Regions from separate parts of the Homo sapiens genome. Here regions 2 and 3 are each linked to region 1. Evidence: chromatin loops called from intact Hi-C (ENCODE). Cell type or tissue: PC-3. All regions are shown on one strand.

Region 1 (2,500 bases):
GATTTTTTTGATACTGTAGAACCCCCATCCCCAACCCCCACCGCTCCCAGTCCAATTAAAACCGTAGGAGACTTTCGACCTGGTGGTGGAGGGGGGGAACCACTCCTTTGCAAAAGAGATAGTTCAGAATGATACGGGAGAGATTACACTAAATAAAAATTCAAGGTGTGAAAGCTTCATCTTGGCTCGCGTGTCTTCAACACCATGACACCTTATCATTAAGAGCGCTGATTGTTACTTTCCGAGCCTTTAGATGATCAGCCAGAAAGTGCAAACAACGCGGGGCTGGAGGGTGTAAAGTTATTTAAGCAGGCGTTCTTTTTTTCTTTTGGTGCGCAGTCAAAACATTTCACAAGTTAGGAAAAGAAAGTGGTGGTTCCGAAGCTCGGAATGATGGGCTCTTTTCCTCCTCCACCCCCCCACCTTCCATATCAGGAAAGAAATAAAACGCACAATGAGCCTTTATTTCAGGAGAGAAGACTTCAAAATACGTGCCAGTAATGGACAATTTGAGCTTTTCACTGGAAATACTCACACCGCAAGCTGGAAAGGGATTAAAAAGCCCCACGTGGTTGATCTGGGTTTATACTTGCAACCTCCAGTTCCCCACGTATGTTCTTTGCAAAGGTTGGCCTCTAGATGGATGCAAGTAAGGGACCCTCTGGGGCTCGGGCTCGGCGCCTCGGGCAGGGCTGACGTTGGGAGCGCTATGAGCTGCCGGGCAGGGTCCTCACCGGGGGCTTCCTCTGCGGGCCAGGGCTGCCGGGCGCCACCGGGACGCGAGCGCGCACGCCTCGGCCCGGCGGCCGCGCTCCTCGCACCGCCTTCTCCGCAGGTCTTTATTCATCATCTCATCTCCCTCTTCCCCTTCTCCTTCTCCTTTGCCTCCTTCTCCTTTGCCTCCTTCTCCTCCTCTTCCTCCCCCTCCTCCACCACCACCTCCTCCTCCTCTGCCGCCGCCACCTCCTCCTCTTGCATCTCACTGGCCTGGCTCTGAGTGACAAAGACAATGTCCCAGCCTTAACTTTGCAACCACCTTGCCTCCTTCTGGGGTTCAGCAGGGGGGAGGGGGAACAGCAGCAGCAGCCTCAGCATCTCCTCCAGCTTCTCCTTCTGCTCTTCTCGAGCTCTTGGATAATTCTTCCTCTTTTTTCCCCTAGCCTTTTTCCTCATTTCTTTCTTTCTTTCTTTTTTTCCTTCCTCTCTGCTGCACGTTGTTGTTGTTATTAGAAAGGCTTCGCGCACCCCCTGGTGCTCCGGCGTTTTGTGTGGCAGGAGAAGATTGTCTTCCTTCTCTCTTTCTGTCTTGCTTTCTCTCTCCCCCTGGTTGCTCATTATTCAGAGAGAGACACAGAGGGAGGGAGAGAGAGAGAGCGCGCGAGGGAGAGGGAGGAGAGGAGAGAGAAGAGGAGAGAGAGGGGAGAGAGAGAGTGAGAGGGAGAGGGAGGGAGGGAGAGAGAGAGAGAGGGAGAGAGACGGATATCTCAGGTCATCTGCAGCTGCAGCGAGTCTGAGGAGCCGAGGAAGGCAGGGAAGATGGCGATCCTCCATTGCTGAGACCCGGCAGAAGCACATGAGACTCCCAAACAACTTCCACAACAATAACCCGAGCAGGAAGAGGAGAAAGAGAAAGAGGATAAGGAGGCGGTGGGGCTGGAGAACCCGAAGCACCTCCCGGCGCCGGGACGCTTCTTCTGTAAGTTACTGCAATTAACAACCACCTCGGGGTGGTCCGAGTGCTCCGGGGAAGAGAGCGCGGGGTGGTGGAGGCACAAACGCGCTCATTCATTCGGCCAAGGAGGGTTGGAGGAGCGGGGAGGAGAGGAAGTCCCCTGCATGGACTGGCTGTTGGAAGAGGAGAAGAAGCGAGAGAGAAGAGGAGGAGGGGGAGGAGGGAGAGCAGGAGGGGGAGGAGGAAGAGGAGGAGGAGAAGCGAGGGAGGAAGAGGAGGAGGAGGAAGAGGAGGAGAAGGTGGTAGTGGTGGCAGTGGAGGTGGCTGTGCTTTTCCTGCTGGCTGCTGCTCCTGCTGGGGGGAGTGAGCGCGGTGGCTTAATTAATTTCGTGTAGTTCTATGAAGAGAAGAGAAAATGAAAGATGAGTGAGAAGAGAGCTGGAGGCTTAGGACGGATGCTCCGAGTGTGGGGACAGGAGTAGGGACAGAGGGGGGCGGAGGGCGGGAGGCCGGAGACCTGAGCCGAGAGCCAGAGGGAGCGAGCGAGGGTCAGAGGAGGGAGAGCTCCGTGCGAGCGGCCCCGACCTGAGCGGGTTGACCTCTTTCTTTCTCTGTCCCTCTCCTTCCTTTCCCCCTTCTGTCTGCCTGTCCCCCGCCCGATGGCAAAGCCGTGCGGATTGGCAGCCCCCCTCTTCCTCAGGTATTTGGCTCTCTCTCTCTCTCTCTCTCTCTCTCTCTCTCTCTCTCTCTCTCTCTCTCTCTCTCTCTCTCTCTCTCTCCCTCTCCCCGAAGTTGGGATGCGGGGTCGGGATGTGTCGGGGGGTGGCT
Region 2 (2,500 bases), 960 kb before region 1:
CTGTGCTGCACTATGGGGAATTCCTCCTGGGTCCAAACTACCCAGTTTCCTTGGCACCAGCAGGGAAAAACGGCAGACTGGAGCTGCAGTGATGGCTGCCACTCCTCTCCCAGGGAGCTGTCATCTTAGTCAGCAAGCAGCCACAGTGATGGTGGCTGCCCCTCCCCCTGGGAACTCTTAGTCTTAGGCAGTCTCGGGCAGTCTCCAGCCAGGCGGCCACAGAGAATCTGCACATGAGGGGTAAGTGGTGCCAATGAGCCTAGAGAGGTAAGTGAGGATGTGCAAAGCAGAGATTAAGATTTTGATCTTGGCCTTAGAACAAGAAGTCATTGATGCCATTAAAGGAATCTTAGTTTCATGTTGTTAAAACCAGTCTGTTAGAATTATGAAGAGTAGATTGGATGGGACAAGAAGTGCATCCAGGTAGGAGGCTGTGCCAGTGCCCAGGCAAGAGCTAATGGAGGTTCAGACTTGGTGGTGCACCAGTGGAAAAATCTGAGGGTTATTAAGAAAGAAAAGAATGAGACTTGGTGATAGATTGTTATGAGGGGTTATGAAGACTAATAATACTCCTTACCTTTTAGGGAAGTAAGGATGGAATGAGAAAACACAGGAACAATGCCTGCACAGAGTAGGCATTCAATAAATATTAGTTTCCTTCCTCATCCTTGAACCTGGGTTTCTGAGGCTCTATCAGCCCTTGAACACTGTTTTGGAGATGTCAGCCTACAGCTTCAGCTTCCCAGAGGGTTCAAGGGAATCACCTCCCACCTTTCTAGATTCCACACTTTTGCTGCTATTGCCTACCTTGTGGCACTTAGTGGGCAGCCATTCCTTATATAGAAATTACTGTCAACCAAGGTCCTCAGGTCTGTGTCTTCATGCTGTCAAAGCCCACCTCTGCCCCATGCACCATAAGCCGCAGATGAGGAGAAAGTGCAGATAGGTTAGTCCTCTGCTTAGGTGGAGCTGAGACCCCATGAGGGGGTCTTCTTGATAGCTAAGCCACGGACTGAGCAATACCTGTCTCCTCAGAAGAGGAGGGTAGGGGGCAGAGGCCATGTGGCTTCTGTCTTTCCCCAGGTAATATATGGGAGGAAGGGATTTGTAAAGAGATCATAGGGGAGAAGGTCTCAGCCAGGGCTCAGGCTCACATATATATGCAATTGTGTACATGTACCTGTGTACCCAGGGCTGTCTGCAAGTGCATGCTTATGAGTTCACATGTAATGGCATTATGTCCATGTGCTTGGCATGCTTGGGCTCAGGTCTGTATGTGCATGCATTTTTCCATGTGTGCACATACATGCTTGGATATGTGGAAAGTAGGTATGTGTGCATGCGTGCACATCATGTATCCATGTGCTCCGTGTGTGTCTCTGCAGAAGCCTTGGGCCTAAGCAGCCCCACCCCCAGAGTCACACATGCCCCTGACTGCCAGCAGGTGGCCCCTGAGCACCGTGTGCTGGGCTCTGGGGAAGGGGTCAGTGTGTTCCTGCCTCCCTCTCTTTCCTGAGAATCCCTGAGGTTAGGAAGTCCAGAGCGTTCTCCACTGCTCTAGCCTCTTGGGACTTTACCCCTGAGGCTCTGTTTACCTGAGATTCCACCCTCTTGCCACACAGAGGAGAAGCAAAGCCAGTAGCCAGGGGGCAATCCTGGGCTTAAGGAAGGCAATTCTGACCTGCCTAAGGTCCTGAAAGTGTCAGGGCTTACCTTTACATAGGGCTGCTGAACACCTGTGGTGTTCCTGGCTCTGTGCAAGGCTCTTGCAGAGAGATACTGGCCCAGACCAAGGCAGGCAGCAGGCACATAGGCAAGCCCTATGCCTGTGCTGAGGCTGGGGAGGAGTGTGGTCTGAGGATGAGGACTGTTCCATCTGGGCCACAGAAGGGGCAGAAGACAGTGCCCAGGGATACTTGCTGACCCCTGCTTGAAGTGGCACTGAGGCCAAGCAAGAGAGACAGATGGCATTTCCCTTTCTTGGAAGGGGGGCAATGCTATCATCCATATCTCATAAAGACAGCAACCAAGTACACAAAGACAGGCAATCTTTATTAATTGTGACTGTATGGCCTCAGGATAGTCAGGAAGGCTTGAAAAGAAAACCAAGGACTCAGTTGGATTTGACCACATGCACCTGAGAGCCACCAGAATGCCAGAGAGCTCCGTTAGTCCACTCTGCCTGGTTTAGTCCCCATGAATGGCTGTGAGCAGACAGGCCCCTGGATGGCTTGTTTCCGGATCTTTGGTGCCTCGCAGAGGGCTGAGCCAGGGTGGACACTCACTGGTGACTCCATGGTTTGGAGCCTTGGTGGGCAGTGCCTGGAGCATCTGGGAGGTGGGGTGCCTAAGTAAGGGCAGTCGAGGTGGTAGAGGGCAACTGGAAAGAGATGGTGGTACTTGAAGCTGAGTTTGGACCAGAGCTGCTCTGGTTGGGTTGGAGGAAGTCTGAGAGAGGTGAGGCTCCAGAGAAGGGGCCCAGATTAAACCGCTATAGAGC
Region 3 (2,500 bases), 430 kb before region 1:
GGCTGTGTTACACCAGGTACCTGGGGAAATAAAACCACGGGCAATTGCCAATGTCTGCATGCCCAGAGAGCTGTCTGCCGTGCAGTACAATAACGGGCAAGTTTGTGTGCATGCGTATAGGAACCATTTGGCCAGGACTTGGCAGGGGGATTCTAGATTTGAATCAGGGTGGGAAAGATGATCTCTAAGGCTCCAACTCAAATCTCGGATTGCATGACTCTGTATATGCAGCCAGAGGCACACAATGAAAAGATGGCTAAGGGTATGTAGAGTGAACAGGTAGGTCCCCACTTTACTTCCCATCTTATCTGTATCCATTTCAAATACCATGCAGCTACCAGAGTGCCATTTCTACAAAATAAATGCAACCATGTCATCCTCCCTTTCCTGCTTAGAAACCTCAATGTTTCCAATTATCTAGAGGATAAAGTCCAAACCACTCAAGACTTACCATGACCTAGCCTCAGACTAATTTTCCAGCTTCATCTCTCATCAGTCCCCACTTTACCGTTTACACTCCAGCAACAGTGGCTTTGCAGGTCCTGCACTCACTTCCTGCTTATATTGTTTTCCTCTTGCCCCCCACCCCCCCGCCTCTCTCTCACACACACACACACACATCTAAAATGTCTGTCTCAATCTTGCCTCCCAGTTAATATTACCCCATTTTTCTCAAGACTCAGTTCTTACCTCTTTTAGAAACCTTCCCTGATCATACTAGTCTCAGAGTGGTGCACACATTTCTATCATATCCTTAAAATATTGAATTATAAATAGCTATCTACTTATATGATTGGGTATTTGACTTCATGGATCTTTGAGTCTCTTGTGCCTAGCACACACAGTGTCTGGTTCAGTGATGAATAGTGACTGTTAATTGCATAAATATTGAATGGAAAGGATGGATGGATAGTAGATGGAAAAGTATCTAAAAAGTAGATAAATTCCCAGATTCTATTGCTAATCTCAGCGAGGTGTTATTTTCTTTAGTTTTAGTGAAGGAGCTACTGTGGCACAGAAAGGCAAATGTCACACAGCTAACACTAACCTTTAAAATCACAAAACAAGCTCCTTGTTCCTGACATAGTTCTCATTGCTCACTCCTCTGTCCTCTGGCACTCCTCAGTGGCTAAGTACCTATTGCATCTTGAATCCTGAATGACCTAGACCTAGAATTCTACAGCTCAAAAGAACCTAAAAGAAGATCCATCCTAGTATGCCCCCCACTTTCTCTTTTAGTAGATAATTGATAGCTATAAGGGTCAATACTTCATTCATCCTTCAAAATCCTGCTCAGTTATAACCACTATTGCCATCATGAGTAAATGTAGAATTATGACTGTGATAGATGCTACAGGGAAGTAGGTGGCACAAGAGCCTATGATATAATAACACTAACCAAGTCAGCAGTCTGATGAGTAGCTAATTAATCATTAAGTAAATATTCATTGACTGAATACTCTGTGCCGGAGACTCTCCTAAGTGCTGAGTATGAAACAGTGAGTAAACAGTCAACATCCCTGCTGTGTGGGGCTTACATTTTAGTGGGAGGGAAGAGACAATAAAGAAAGAAATAGATGCTATCTTGGAGAGTGATATGATAGACATTCACTAGCAAACAGTAAGTAGTAGTTCAAGAAGTAGAAAGAACATGGATAAGGTGCCAAAGGAGTGTGAGGTGATAGCAAACATTTTTGAGGAACCGAAAGAAAAATTCCTTGGTTAAGATATGGAGACAAGAGTGTCACAGAAAGAGACCAGATAGTCATGTCTCAAATTATGGTGGGTCTTGAAAGCCAAGTTAAATTTGCATTAGCTCTTCAGTGCAAGAAAAATTGTTTGTGGGTTTTAAACAAAGAGTGGCATGATTAAATTGTGTGTTTGTGTACGTGTGTGTGTGTTTGTTTTAAATATCTAGTCATTGTGTAGAAAATGACTGGGAAGGGAACAGTAGTAACCCTGGAGAGATAGGTCTGAAAGATATCCCAGTAATTTAGGTGAGAGATAATGGTGGCTTGGACTAGGATGTAGAGGAGATATCAGGGGTGACACCTAGGGTTCTGTCCTGAGCAACAGGGTAGATAATGATGCCATTTAATTAGAGGGATGACACTGAAAGAGGAAAATATTTGGGAAAGAAAAAGTCATACTTCAAGAATTAAGTTTGGGCCATGTCATGGCTGAGATGCTCATGGGGCATCACATTTAGGGTATTTGTTAATAATTCGATTATCTGACTCTGTAGTTCACAAGAGACGGGCTGAAAATTTAATTCTGAATAACTTGAAATATAGAAAGACTATACAAAGTCATGAGAGTGGATGAACTCACCTAGGGAAATGTAGGATAAGATAAGAAGAAATTAGAAGAACCCCAATGTGAAGAGGAGTCAGCAAAGGAAATGAGAAGCAGAAGCAAAGGAGAAAAAAGGAGATTGTGATGTGACAGAGGCTAAGGTACGAGAAAATCTCAAGAAGAAAGAAGTATTGGATGCTGGTGG

What was found. Peaks named below come from ENCODE experiments on the same cell type or tissue, not always from the same donor. Only the 100,000 strongest peaks of a DNase experiment are listed, where the experiment ranks them.
Region 2: a loop joins it to region 1, with 26 times the contacts of the local background. A loop is called at or near these places in 20 of 110 quality-filtered maps.
Region 3: a loop joins it to region 1, with 9 times the contacts of the local background. A loop is called at or near these places in 4 of 110 quality-filtered maps.

Annotation. Positions count from the first base shown.
Region 1 is chr9:106,861,660-106,864,159 of GRCh38, forward strand. ZNF462 (zinc finger protein 462) reads left to right here and starts at 1,507. Exons shown (of 13, transcript NM_021224.6): 1 at 1,507-1,696. In PC-3, CTCF peaks have their summits at 1,256 (motif pointing left) and 1,455; no DNase peak of the experiment used is centred here; H3K4me3 peaks cover 2,500 bases; H3K27ac peaks cover 2,500 bases.
Region 2 is chr9:105,900,216-105,902,715 of GRCh38, forward strand. No RefSeq gene overlaps it. Among named protein-coding and RNA genes, the nearest start is that of TMEM38B, 210 kb to the left of the region's middle. In PC-3, CTCF peaks have their summits at 1,446 (motif pointing right) and 1,648; a DNase peak (open chromatin) is centred at 1,466.
Region 3 is chr9:106,431,420-106,433,919 of GRCh38, forward strand. The region is part of intron 3 of LOC107987108 (a long non-coding RNA gene); the gene reads left to right. Among named protein-coding and RNA genes, the nearest start is that of MIR8081, 170 kb to the right of the region's middle. In PC-3, no CTCF peak of the experiment used is centred here; a DNase peak (open chromatin) is centred at 1,402; H3K27ac peaks cover 1,053 bases.